Linked DNA regions of Homo sapiens: region 2 is linked to region 1. The links are chromatin contacts, found by Hi-C in ENCODE. All regions are on one chromosome and are shown on one strand. The core of a region is the stretch at or near the end of the contact, and the rest is flanking DNA. Distances in the headings are between cores, read along the strand shown. Region 1 has its middle 6.9 kb from the start of MUC5AC. Region 2 holds the start of MUC5B (mucin 5B, oligomeric mucus/gel-forming).

Region 1 (7,078 bases), core at 1,607-4,106:
ATGGGTGAATAAGTGAGTGGGTGAGTGAGTGAATAAGTGAGTGGGTGAGTGAGTGAGTGGGTGGCGACTGACTGAGCGAGTGATCACATTTAAGGCTGAGCGGCTGACAGGGTTAGGGTGGACCACCCCAGCCACTGGTGCTTCAGGAGGTCTGACTCGACCAGGTGTAGCCAGGGTTCCCCTGCCCTGGCCCAGGAGTGGACACCAGGTCGCCTGGTGCTGATGAAGGCAGAGGAGGGTCCTGGTAGTGGACAATGGGCCCCGCGGTGGGACCAGATCCCAGGGCCAGGTGGTTATGTCAGTGGGGCATAGGGAAGGGCTTGAGGGTCTGCAGGTGTGACCGGGACCCTGGCCAGGGCCGCATGTGAGTGCCTGAAGGCCTGCCCTCCTTACGCCCTCAGATAGACAGGAGGCAGTGGGTGAGTCAGTGTCCAGCCCCCAACAGAGGACAGGCCTGAGTCACTGGCCCAGTCCATACCGTGACCTCTGAACAGTCTGAGTCACCAGCGTGGCCCTCAGAGGGGAGTGCCCCCTGCGTGTCTGAGGCTGGGCCAAGCCCCGGGGCACCTGGCCAACTGGCCACCCAGGCCTTGCCGCCCCAGCCACAGCTTTCTCCTCCCTCAGCCAGACGTCACCCAGGGCCGCTGCTGGGGTCCAGCTGGGGTGACTTCCCCCCACCAGTGTTGGTGACCCCTGGCTGTGCTGGGCTTCCTCTTGGGGCCTGGGCTCAGGCACCCAAAACCCCTGGGCATGGGCCACGGGCTGACCACCTGGTCCCATGAAAACCCCACCAGGCCGAGGCCTCAGGAGGCCTGAAGCCAGTGCCTACAGTTCCAGAGCCTACAGCCCCAGGCTCCACACACCCAGAACTTTCCAGAAAACCCACTGGGCCTTGTTTCTGAGCCCTGTGGGCATTTTCTGTGTGTCCCCAGGGGCAGTGAGGTCCCGGCCACGCCACAGGCCTCAGAGGGGAATCTGAGGTGGTCACTGCAGCCTTGCTGGGGGCTCTCAGAGGGTGCAGGCAGGGCTGGCCGAGCCGTGGCGCAGCCACCTGCCTCCTGGGAACCCTCCCTGAGGCCTAAAGCTCTCAGCATATGCCCGGGAGTCCCACCCACCGGAGGGCTCCATGCCATCTCCAGTCCCCTCAGCTCCCAACCCCCATCCAGCACAATAACTCCTCCTGCTGCCTCCCAGCAGGGGCCCTGGCCAGGCCGGCTGGATACCTTCCCCCAGCCTGGGGCCGGTGTCAGCTCTGAGACCGGCAGCCAGGACAGGTGTAAGACCAGCGACTTGGCCTCAAAATCAGGATCACTCTTCCCCCGTGAGCTCCCGACCCCCCGTGGTAGCCAAGCCCAGCACTTGCATCTCGGAACCCTGATGCCCCGGCCACCCTGCCCGCAGCGCCGACCACTTAGCGGGCACGGCTGCGCATGCGGTCCGGGTGGGGCTGCAGCAGGGGCCTGGGGGCCGGTGTCTGAAAAGCAGGCGCAACCCCTAAAGCAGACCCTGCCTCAGCCCCTGAGAAGGGTGATGACCCCACCGGGCAGGAGTCCACCCTCCTGACTTGAACCTGCACCCTCAGGTGAGAGGCACCTTCAGGGAAGGTGTGTGCCTGGGACCAGCAGCTGCCTGTCATCTGGAAAGTGTTTGCAGGAGGGTCCCCAGGGCGGGGACAGTGCCGGGCAGGTGGGAGCTTTTGCTTCTGTGGGATGTGCAGGAGGAAAGCTGTGCATGGGGGTGGCACGTGGGCTCCGCCGGGACCGCAGCCCACAAACCTTCACTGCACTCTGGTGCGGGAGGCCCCACAGCTCTGGTCCTGGGCGGCCGCCAGTGCCCCTCTCTCCTCGGGATCTGACAGGTGAATGCAGACAGGAGGGCACTGGAGAAAGGGCGGGGGTCACGGGCCTGATAGGAGCTCCCAGCCAGGTATTGCCACAGAGACAACAGGATTGGGAATGGAGGGAGGCCCGGCCACATCCCAGGGCAGCACTGTCTCCTGCCGCCAGGTGCTGACCCCGCCTCCGGCCCCCTGGACTTGGGAGGAATTGTGTCGGTTAGCTGTTTGTCCTGGGTGACTAACTCAAGTGAGATTAACCACGGCCCGCACCACATCCGGTGGGGAAAGCCCCCTGTGGATGGCTTCGGCCCCACAGAGCTGGGGGAACAGCCTGGGGTGCCCCAGGGCCACTTCCCCTGGAGGAGGGAGTGAAGAGGGTCCTGCTCCCCAGGACCCCCCAGAACTCCCTGGGAGCCCCTTAGACACCCCCACAGGTGTGTATGTTCCAGGTTTCTCAGCCCCACCAGGCCGAGCGCACACTGTTGGGGGCACCTGGCCCAGTCTGCCCTCCAGCAGCATCAGGAGAGGCCCCCAGCCCGGCCTGAGCCCAGCCAGGACACCCCAGCCCGGTGGTTACTGGCCAGGTGAGCAGGGGAGGGAAGCACTGGTTTCAACATCGCAAGCCCTGGGCTGGGCTCACACTCTGCCCCCAGCCTGTCGCTTCCATCCCAGTTTCCGGGCACAGCCCCTAGGAGGTGACCTGCAGGGCCGCTGGGGTCAGCCTGGCTCTGGCTGGCAGGACCTGGGGAGGCCACGCCTACCCTAAGGCACCTGGGGTGGAGGGTGGGGGTCTGTCCTGGGGAGACCAGGGGAGGGCAGCTCCACACACCCTGCCCACAGGAGACCCCAGGGCTCTGTGGAGCAGACATCTTCCCTTCCAGGCGGGGGGTGGCGTAGGACTCCAGCAGCTCCCGCTGTGGGGCCCTGAGCCCGTGCATTACCCTCCTGTACCATCTGTTAAATGGCTCATTTAAAGCCCGCTGCTCAGAGCCCTGCTGCCCTAGGAGGAACCCAGCCATGCACCCCCACAGCGTCCAGGCATGCTAGGTCCCCTAGGAGGAACCCAGCCATGCATCTCCACAGTGCCCAGGCATGCTGGGTCCAGAGGTGAGCTCAGTGCCAGCCCGCCCCACCCTCCTCCTAGACTTGGGACCACTGGGGGCCTGCAAAGTGCCTGTGTCCTCATCCACAAAACGGGGTGGAGCCACCATGTTCTGCCATTTCTGCCACTTCCATGCTCTGAACATAGCCTCTCTCATGCCTGGTGGTTCAGAAAATGATGGTAGCTTAGCACCTGTGACCCTCAGTCTCGCCAAGGCCGGGGTGGGCCGTGGGGTCCAGGACAGCCCCTGGCCGGGCCTCTGACAGCCCATGTTCTGGGGGACGTGGCAGAATCAGGAAGCCTGATTAGGGCTTCGTGTGGGAATTGGAGAATGATTTCACAGAAAGACAATAGAGTTTCTCAGCGCTGGGACCAGGATACGCTCCGGCTTTGGAAGGGGAGGCACCCTGGGTGGGACTGGGAAACTGACACATGAATTATCAGCGGCTGTTGACAGAAAGAGCAGGCTTCGGCAGCAGATTTTTACCAAGCCAGGAACTTACACAATAAGGAGGAAGGAGGCTTAAATTTCTTCCCGACTTTACCAGGGGGCCCGAGGGAGAGCTGTGGCGGACGTACCCATGGCGGGGTTGGGTGGCCCTTGCCCAGAGGGAGCTGAGACCCTGCTGGGCCCTCTGGGCAGGGAGGGGGCAGAGTAAATTTGATTTTGTGGCAGGGCTGCGTGATCTGGAGCCTTCCTACGTTTATTTATTTTCTCTGAATCACTGGACAAACAGAATTCCTCCCAAGATGTGGCCTGGGCTACTGGAGCTCTGGCCCCCAAGGCCCACGGTTCTGGCCAAAGCGTCAGTTCCTTGCACCCGTGTCCACAGCAAGGGCCACACTGACCCCCAGGAGTGGCTGTCGGCTCCATGGGCCTCCCATGTGGCAGAGCCGTTCATCTGCACCTGCTTCCATCTTCATCTTCCCGGGCGGGCGGGCGGGTGGCGATGCTCCATGCTGGGGGCTCCCCTGTGCCTGGGTCCAGTTCAGCTCCTGGGAGCCCCGGCCTCCTCATCCCCCTCCCCCCACCCCTCGGCCCCCATGCCTCTGGTTCCCCTATTGCCCTCACATCTCCTGAACCCCAGGCACCTTCAGCAGGGCCCCTGAGTGCACATGCACCTGTGAGTAATTTGGGGCTGGAGACTCAGGGGATCACAGATTCTGGGGCAGATCTGTGGACCCCAGATCCCCTTCAGTCCATCGCCCAGCCAGTTTCCTGGGCCCCTCCCCTGACCTTGGTAGCCCCAAAGGCCCATGAGAGTCAGGGGATGCTGCCGGCTAGTCCCCTGCCCCCCTGCTCCACTGTGCACATGCTGCCCCTCCCTGATGGGGGGCCCTGCCAGGCCATGTGCACCATGGATCCCCATCCGGGTCGGCCTCGGGGAGAGGACCAGCCAGAGCGTGCTGCCCTCGCTGTGGTTTCCAGGGGCCCAGACCAACCAGGGCATTGGGGCACAGGTTAGCACCTCTGACCCCTGGGAGGACAGAGGGGCATCAACACAGGGTGGGGCGTCATCCACCAAATGCATACGCAGGGTGGGGCGTCCACCAAATGCATGCGCAGGGTGGGGCGTCCACCAAATGCATACGCAGGGTGGGGTGTCGTCCACCAAATTCTGACCGTGCATTTAAAAGGTATTTTTCTCAGTGCAAAATCACAAAGAATTGAAAGCAGGGTCAGCAGTCTTGTTGACCACAGCCAAGAGGTGGAAGCAGCCTGGTGTCTGTCCACGAATCTGGGGGAAAACAAGGTGAGGCCCATTGTGCCGGGGAGCACCAAGCAGCCCCCAAAAGGAAGGAGGCCCTGGCATAGGCGGCAGTGTAGGCGGATCCAAGGACATTGGCTTGGAGAGACAAGCCATCCACGGAAGGGCAAACGCCACGTGGTTCCACTACACCAGCGGCTGGGGCCGCCAAATCCACACACACAGAAAGCAGATGGTGGCCGCCAGGGCTGGGCAGGGGCTGGGCACGGGGAGTGGGGACCTGGTGTTTAACAAGACAGAGCTTCAGTTCTGCAAGACGAAGATGTTCTGGAGATGGTGGCTCTGCGGGCCGCACGGCAGTGTGAATGTCCTAACAGCACTGCACTGTGCACCCAGCAGTGGCAAAAAACGTCAACTTTATGTTATGTGTTTTTTACAACAATAAAAAATTGGAACAAAATGTAAAGCGAAAATTGCCCCCCTCGTCTTGAGAAGACACCCACGAATATTTTGATGGGGTCTTTTCAGATCTTCTGTGGACATGCGCCTGCTCCTCCTGTAAGGAGGCATTGGGTGCCTTTCTTGCTGGAGGCCCTGGGGAACTCGAGCTCAGCCTGGCCCCCTCACCCAGGGGGCCTCTTCAGGTCCAGCCTTCCGGGTTCATATAAAATACAAATATACTGGCCATGTCTCCAGGGATGTCTCGAAATACATGTCTCGAAAGTATTGGCTGAGGGAAGCTGAGCCACGAGGCATGGGCTGGGCCCAGCGTCCCCAAAATGCCCAGGGGAGGCTGTCTTCCCAGGGTCAGTGCGAGCCCAGCTCCAGGAGCAGGTGGGCCCAGAGACACCCACTTTTGGGGGCTGGAAACCCAGAGGTGCTGGGGGCCACCCCGTCCAGGGCCCCACCTGGCAGACACACCCCCGGTGTGTTCACAGCCTCACACTCACACCTGGACTGTTTGAAGAATGCACAGGTGAATAAGCCCTGTGTGCACCTGCTCTGAGCCACGCCCCTAGGCCAGGTGGGTTCGGGCCATGGGGCCAGCCAAGCTCCATCACCCTCAAAGGGCTCTGCTCGCCTCACCTCCCCTCGGCAGGCCTGGCCCACCCACCTGCATCTCAGAGCCCCCACAGTGCGCCCCAGGTGCCTGTCCCACAGTCTGGGGAGAGGGAGTAAGTAGGACAAGGGACACAGGATTAAAGGCCCTGGCACCTGAATGTGGTCCTGGGAGAGAGAGAGAGGGCAACGCGTGCCAGGCTAAACGGTGCAAGAAAGGCCCCACACTCACCCCACACACAGCCTGGGACTCACCCAAGGAAACCCCAATAGCCCATTCAGCTCTGTGGGCAGGACCGTGTGATCACAACGCACAAACCCATTGAACTGCAGCGACATGGCAGCAGTAGCAGTCCACACACACACACCATGCAAACACACACACACTCCATGCAAACAACACACACAAGCGCACACACACCATGCAAACACACACACACCATGCAAACACACACACACTCCATGCAAACACACACACACAAACACACACACACCATGCAAACACACACACACAAGCACACACACCATGCAAACACACACACACAAGCACACACACACCATGCAAGCACACACACACCATGCAAACACACACACACAAGCGCACACACACCATGCAAACACACACACACACCATGCAAGCACACACACACAAGCACACACGCCATGCAAGCACACACACACCATGCAAACACACACACGCCATGCAAGCACACACACACAAGCACACACACACGCCATGCAAACACACACACACCACGCAAGCACACACACACAGGCACACACACACCATGCAAGCACACACACACAAGCACACACACATGCCATGCAAACACACACACACGCACATACACACCATGCAAACACACACACACACCATGCAAGCACACACACAAAGCACACACACACCATGTAAGCACACACACAAAGCACACACACACAATGCAAGCACACACACACTATGCAAGCACACACACATACCATGCAAACACACACACAAGCACACACACGTACCATGCAAACACACACACACAAGCGCACACACACATCAAGCACACACACCATGCAAGCACACACACAAAGCACACACAACATGCAAGCACACACACAAACACGCACACAACCATGCAAACACACAAGCCCACACACACCTGCATACACATACATGCAAACACACACAGAACCTTGCAAACACACAAACATGGAAACACACATACATAACTCTGCAAACACACACATGCAAACAGACACACACACAACCCTGCAAATACATACACAAACACACACACATGCAAACAGAGACACAACCCTGCAAACACACATGCAAACAAGCAGATGTGCACACACAGAACCCTGCAAACACACGCACATGCA
Region 2 (7,078 bases), core at 2,685-5,184, 71 kb before region 1:
CCGCTCTCCTGGCTGCCTGCCCACCCAACCCCCCCCCAGCCCTGGCCCAGGTCAGACATGGCCGTGTGGGGAGGTCACACTGTGTGGCCCGGCCCTCGCCCCTCCCCAGGGTGGCCGGCTCACCGCTGCCCATTGATGAGGACGGAGCCGTTGGACGCCTCCAGCACCAGCCCCTGGGCCTTGATGACAACACGGGTGACCACAGGCCTGGAGCCCACTAGGCCTCGGCGTAGCTGGACGTTGAAGTCCTCGTAGGCGGCGCGGCAGTGCTCAGAGAACACGTAGTTGCAAAGGCCAGGGAAGCGGAAGACGTCGCCGTCGAAGGTCTTGTAGTGGAAGTCACCCCAGGTGCTGCACACCCGCCCATTGTGCGCCGGGTTCAGGGCTGTGGGGAGCGCGGGATGAGGCCCATCCCCATGCCAGCCCCCCACGGGGTAGCCTCCCCTGGGCCGAGGCACCCTGGTTTTTGGAATGGAAAAGCCCATGGTCGGCTGCTGGCTGTGCCCTGCCTGGCTCACCCTGGACTGCGTCTGTTTTGCTCCAAGACCCCTGACCCGTCCCCATCCCCCAGGGTGGCCAGTGACCAGGAGACCGCCCACACGGAGGACTCTGGGTCTGGCCCAACGGCCCCACCTGGTGGCAGCTGCACCCCTAGATCTGGGCCCCCACCTTTGGGACTGGCAAACACCCCCTTCCCGGCTGGCAGGGGCAGCATCTGCTTACGGCTCAGGCTGGGGAAGACAGTGACGGGTGGAACAAAGCTCACGCGCCGGGTGGGCGAGGACGTCGGGGCACCTGTGGGTGAAGGCTGGTCACCCCAGGAACGTGGCCAGGAAGGGGAAGCAGAGACACCCTCCCCGGGGCCCACCCTCCTCGCCAGCCACCAGAGTTGAAGGGGAGCCCAAAACTGATGGGCTGGGGCCAAGGCAGCCCCTTTACCCTTGGCCCTGTCTGCCCCACAAACACTGCTGCCCTTGTGTTTTGGCCTGTGTGTGCACACATGTGTGTGCCAGTGTAAGTGTGGGCACGCATGTGCCTGTCCACGCGTGTGCTTCTGTGTGCATGTCTCTCTGCTCTGCACTTTCCTCTTCTTTGGAGCACCAAGCTCCGCCTCGGGTGCTGGGTATTGTCCTGGGCAGGGGACCCAGGGAGGGTCTCTGTCAGACGCATGGCTGCTTGGAGAGGCGTCTGCCTGCCCCAGCCCAAATTCCAGCCCCTCCAGCCTGGTCAGGAACCCCCCACCCCCGAACCTGGCCACATACCGCCATCCATGGTGTGCCCTGCATTCTCCCAGCTCGGCTCCACAGGGCCCTGGGTCTCTGTGGGAAGAGGGAATGGGAGTCAGTGAGGAACTAGATGTGGCTGCCAGCCACGAACCCAACCACGGACCTGGCCACATCCCTGGTGCGGCAGCCGCATGTGGGGTCCTTGGTGGCGGTCTCCATGCCCTGCAGGTTCACCCTCACGACACACTGTGGCCAAGGCCGGGACTCCTCCCCAGCCGCTCAGGCCACCCCAACCGTCAGCCGCAGATGCCTCCGCTCCTGCTCAATGCTATGGAAAGCCTGCGGGATGGAAGCTTCCAGCAGGGAGCCCTGAGCTGCCCCCAGCACGGCCTGCCCTGTCCCCGACTGACAGGCGGGGATGGTGCCTCCTTCTCAAGGGATGGGGGAGAAAATGGAATCAGGAAAAGGCGTTGGCCGCCCCAAGGGGGGATTTCGCCCCATCCCACACATCCCTTGGAGAAGGACAAAGACCAGCTTTGTTAGGAGGACACACTTGGAGCCTTCCAGGCGTGACTTAGCAGAAACCTAAACACAGAACCAGTTTCGAACTAGATCCTAAGTCAGGGCGAGTGGGGCAGGCTGGGGGCAGGACTCTGGGCCGCGCAAGCTGTGTGGCCGTTGATACTGGGATGGCCGCCCAAGGTCCCCCAGGCTGACCACCGCCTCCGGGCAAGGCCTCACCCACCAACCCCATGGAGGCTGGGAGGAGGCAGCTCCAACCCACAGGACTCTGAGGACCCCCGGCCATTGTCTGCCCAGTTTGGGTTGGGGCGCCCCCTTCACAGGACCCCAGAGCTCCTCCCTGGATCCTGATCTGAGACTCTCTGTGGGGAGGTGGGAGGTGAGGCCCCAGCCCCCACAGCATGGTCAGGGCTCAGCGAGGGGCCGGCCCTGTGGTTCGCACTCTGGCCTGGCCCTGCCTGGCTTTTCCAGCCAGGTCCTGCTGACATCTGGGAACCACCACAGGGGCCGCCTCCAGAGATCCAGGTTGACTGCCTTTCCCAGAAAGCCAGCCGATCCCTGAGTCCTCCACCCCGACCCACAGCTCACAGCCCTGCCCCTGTGTGCCAGCCCAACCAGCCACTCCCACGCCCCGGCTCCCGCCGCAGGCAGCCCCTCCCCACCCCAGCAGCCCCTCCCCAGCCCCAGGCAGCCCCTCCCTGGCCCTACAGCCCCTCCCCCGCCCCAGGCAGCTCCTCCCCTGCCCCAGACAGCCCCTCCCCAACCCAGGCAACCCCTCCCCCCCAGGCAGCCCCTCCCCTGCCCAGGCTGACTGCCCTTGGTTATCTGCTCCGTGCAGTGCCCTCCTTGGGCTGGACCACCTGGGCCTCCATCTTGTAGCCAGAGAAGTGCCCACCACCAGCCACCCCATCACTTTGGGGTGTGTCCCCTAACATGAAGCTGCTCTGTGCAGGGCTGCCTTCCCCGGCCACAGGACGTGCATCTGGTGACTAAAGCACAGTCCCTGCCAAGGGCTTGATCTCCCCAACTTGGACGTGCGTGGAGGACAGGAGGACGGGTGGGCTGAGAGTCCCTAGGCCCTGCCTGCTCAGGTGAGGGGAGCCAAGGCTGCATGGCCCGGAAGAATCAGATGCAAGGAGGTGGCTATTCTGGTCAAACCAGCCCCCAAACCTTGCAGCCAGACGCAGCTCCCCCCGGGCCCAGGCTGGGAGCCACTGGGGGAAGCCCCCTGCCTCCAGCCCTGCTGACCACCCAGCCTCCCTTCCACAGATGGAGAGAGACCCCAGGGAGCCTCACCTGCCCAGCCCAGACCCCAAGCTTGGGAGGGGGTGGAGGGCGGGGCAGGGAGGGGCTGCAGCAGCCTCATGGCCAGCCCGGCTGGGTGTCTCCCGGTGGCCCCTGGGGCTGCATCTTTCTCTATTGACAGTAAGTATTAATGCTGCGGCTCTGGCCAAGAGACAGCAGACGAGGGAAAACGCTCGGCTGAGAGCCAGGCAGCCCGTGCGGCATGAGATGCCCACAGATGGGCCGTGGGAGTCGAGCGTGGGTTGAGGCCGGGGCTCTTGCGGCTGGCTGTGCAACCCTTGAGGGTGGTACCCTCACCTGCCCTGCCAGCTGTGATCCCCAGGGAGGTCGTGAAGGGTAGAGCCGGTCCTGGACAGGGGTCCACGCTAAGCCTGCCCCTGCTCACTCTGATGCCTGGGCCTCATGGGGCTCCAGAGAGACCCCCAGCTGTGACCCCCTCCCCCATTGCCCACTCCTGTCCCACCCCCAAGACCAAGACCCTTTCGGTGGTCTCCCAGGGGCCTTGCCCTGCGGTCAGGGGCCCACCTTCTCCTGGACACCCCATCCAAGCCAGCCCCTGAGTTTCCTGACACTGTGAGCCCGTGGGGCCCCAGAGCCCTGTGTTGGGGACGGGTAGGGTCCCATCCAGGACACTCAGGGAGTCGTAGGGGGATCTGCCCGTGCACTCTGCAGGAGAAGCTCCCAGGCAAGCGACCTGCAGAGACCCCCGCCGTGAAGACAGCATCGAGAGGGGGCGGAGTGGGGGGCTCTTACCTGCCTGCGGCACCACGAGCATGGCCGCCAGAGCCAACACCAGCGTCCGGCACGCGCTCGGGGCACCCATCCTGGGGGCTGGCACGGGTGGGGGGACGGGGACGGGCAGGGAGGGAGCCGGGCCGGGTGCTTGCTCCCCTGGGGGCCCCAGCTTATGTAGCAGGGAGCCTTGGCCCCAAGCCAGGCCAGGCCACGCAGGGCACCATGCTCTTCCCCGCTCCAGCCACGTGTGTTTGCTCTCGGGGAGGGGCTGTGGCAGGGGAGAGGCCTGGATCAGGAAGGATTTGCAGCTCTGTGCCCTGAGGCCCAGGACGCCCCCACCCCCAGCAGCTTCTGAGAATCGGAAGGGAGAGAAGGGCCTACCCCACCTGGCACCCGTCCTAGATGGCAAAGCCGCTGGAAGGCAGGGCTGGCCTTGGACGCAGGGTCCATGGAAACAGTGGTCAGCCAGCCTGCCTCACACTCAGCCCCACTGCGGCTCCTGCTGGAAGGGAATCCCAGCCTCTGGGCAGCACCCCCAGCCACTGACCATGGGTCCCCGAGGCCCGGGGAGGGCCCACGAGGCTGGAGCTCCCCTCCCACCACTGCTTAGCCCACGGGGAGGCCGGGAGGCTCCTGCTGAGCTCAGGCATGCACATGGCCAGGATGCTCAGTCTGGGTGGCTTGTGGGGGTCCCTGGAGGAGGCTCTATTTCCAGAGACCCCAGCCCAGCTGACCAGAGCCCCTTGAAGACCGTGGGAGGTCTCTGGGCTGATCTGTTTCAAGGTTCACATTCAAGGGGAAACTGAGGCCCAGAGTGTCTCCTGGCCATGCACATCGGGAGTCAGCTGCGCTTGTCCAATGCCAGCCCTGATCCAGCCAGGCCAGAGGCTCCGGCCCTGAGTCCCATTTGGCCTCCACCTCACTCTGGGGCCTCCTCATTAACCCTGGCAGGGTTGAGGAAGCAGCTGCTCCGGGGGGTCCTGGACCTGCCCGGGGTCCTCCGCCTGCCCCAGGTGGGAGCCGCAGAAGCCTAGCACCTCCGGCTGGTGTCGGGTGGGCTTCCTGGGGGCTATGTGGTAAACCTCCTTGACGAGCGTCATCTACAGGACAGACAGCGTCATCTGCAGGACACTCCGTCCGCGCTGCAATACCTCTTGCAAACACCTCCTGCCCGTGTGACCTGCACCTCAGATGCTCCCACCTCCTGGCTCCCTGGTCACCAGCGTCCTGAATGCTCCGTGGCGCAGACGCCAGGCAGGAAGCACCAGGTCGGGTGGTGTGGCCTCGTCCGGCCCCATGGGGACCCTAGGGTGGTGTCCAGGTCTGTTGTTTTATTTACGTCACAGTCCCCGTCACGGGCCCTGCACCAGCTCCCCCGCGTTTGTCTTTCTGAAGTTAAATTCTTAGAGGTGGGATTTCTGGGACAAGACGAAAGCCCATCTTCAAAGCTTCTGACCTGTCTCACGCTCAATAGGATGGCGGGGATCAAGAAACACAGGAAGTAGGAAGTGTTGGCAGAGACGTGGGGACCCGGAGCCCTGTGCCCTGCTGGTGGGGGTGACCAGCAACTCCACTCTGGGTCTGTCCCCAGAAGAACTGAAGGCGGGTCCTGAGGGACATTTGCACACCCATGTCCACAGCAGCATCACTGACAAAGGGCAGAAGCTGCCCATGTGTCCCTGGGCGGAGGACTGGGTCAGCATCGTGAGGCTGATCCGTGCGGTGGAATACGGTTCAGCCGTGAAAAGGAGAGGCTGGCCCAGGCTGCTCCATGGGGGAAGCTGGGGACACTGTGCAGAGTGAGGCAGGTGGACACAGAGGACAAAGGCAGGAGGGGCCACTCGTGTGCTGCCCCTGGAGTCATGAAACCCGCAGAGACGGAGTGTGGACGGTGGGCGCCAGGGGCTGGCAGAGGGGATGGTGAGCTGGTGTTGCATGGGGACAGGGTTTCAGCTTGGGAATGTGAGAACGTTCTGGAGATGGAGGGCGGAGACAGCTGCACAGCGACGTGAACGGAGCTGGCCCGTTTTGCCACCTGTCACCCCTCATGGCTGAGGCCCCCAGGTGGCTCCTCAGAGCGCGAGGGCTGTGGTGGAGGCTGGAACCCGCCTTCTCCCTTTGTTCTTTGTGACGGTTTCTTTAACTCAGGGCACACCTCGGGCTTCTGCCTGGCCCTGTACCTGGGTGGGGGCAGGGGGTCTCCCAGATCTCAGCGTAGCTCCCCGCTCACTTCCGGGACTCCAGAGCCTGTGCTCCCCCCACCCACCCCACCGACGTCACTTCCAAAGCTGAAGGTTCCGAGGTCTCTGGGGTCTCCAAGCTCTCTTTCACATCCAGGCCGGTAGACCCGCTGCAGCACGGCACGGTGGGAGGGGTGGGCGGGGATGCCTGGGCCAGTGGGCCTTGAGGATGGTCTGGAGGGTGGGCCAGAGTCCCCACCCCTGGGCTCGTGGCTGTGACTGCACCCAGGCCCCAGCCAGACCCCTCTCCCCGGCCTTCCTGCCTGCTCCAGGCCAGGCTGGGCAAATGGGGGGCTACCGGCCGCTGTGGCGCCTCGTTCCTCGCACTGGCAGGAGGGGTGTGCCTGCTGCCCGGGCCTCTGCTGCAGACGTCCCCCCGACGCACCCGCCCAGGTCTCCCACCTTAGCCAAGCCCTCGTGACATCCCCCCTCCCTGCCCGCGGCTCCAGCTCACAAGCCGATGCCCACCTGGGTGCTGGGGCCAAGCCTAGTGTCTCCCCTGCTGGCCCCCACTGCCTGTCCCCTGCCCTCCCTGACCACGGCCGGTGCCCGCGGCCTTCATGGGGGCTGGCGGCCCACTGGGGAGCAGCCCCCTCACCCCCAGCTCGAGTGGGCCGGGCACCTCTGCATCAGCGAGATAGCGTTTTCTCCATGGCAGAGCTGGGACCCTCAGGCAGCTCCTCTGTCCCCGCTCAGTGCCTGTGGTCCAACCCTCCCCGCCTCCACCCTGGAACAGCCTCGCCCGCCAGTGGCCGCTGGCACACAGTGACACCAAACAAGTGGGGGCCCCGACTTTGCCCTCGTCCCTCCCACTAGGCACCTCCCCGGGCAGAGGGCCCATTGGGAACTGGGCTGGGTCCGGGGCAGGGGTCCGAGGTGGACGTCAAGGCCACAGCTATTGAGACATCCCGGATGCGGCCCTGGGAGTCGGGCCTGTTTGCTCAGCGTGTTTGAAGAGTTCACCTCTTCACAGTTGAAGGCGCTGAAAACAGAAGATAAAGGAAGGAAAGGGACACAGCCGGTTCCTGCCGGGAAGGGGGGCCAGGCACA

The links. Hi-C counts contacts between places; a loop is a spot of excess contacts on that map. Pooled maps may share reads with other maps.
Region 2: a loop to region 1 is called in a map of PC-9, with 3 times the contacts of the local background. The contact joins the promoter of MUC5B here to the enhancer-like site in region 1. A Hi-C loop is called at or near these places in 3 of 168 maps with a recorded cell type or tissue (GM12878, PC-3 and PC-9) and 1 of 50 pooled maps.

Annotation. Positions count from the first base shown.
Region 1 is chr11:1,147,534-1,154,611 of GRCh38, reverse strand. No RefSeq gene overlaps it. Among named protein-coding and RNA genes, the nearest start is that of MUC5AC, 6.9 kb to the left of the region's middle. RefSeq lists an enhancer at 2,105-2,858. Within about 2 kb of position 2,856, at least 6 of the 41 ENCODE cell types and tissues checked have a DNase peak (open chromatin) inside an H3K27ac peak, as active enhancers do; they include PC-3 and PC-9, where a contact is called at or near this core.
Region 2 is chr11:1,219,922-1,226,999 of GRCh38, reverse strand. MUC5B (mucin 5B, oligomeric mucus/gel-forming) reads right to left here and starts at 3,934. Exons shown (of 49, transcript NM_002458.3): 1 at 3,807-3,934; 2 at 1,263-1,319; 3 at 724-795; 4 at 124-385. The coding sequence starts at 3,876. RefSeq lists enhancers at 2,002-2,699, 2,700-3,395, 3,396-4,093.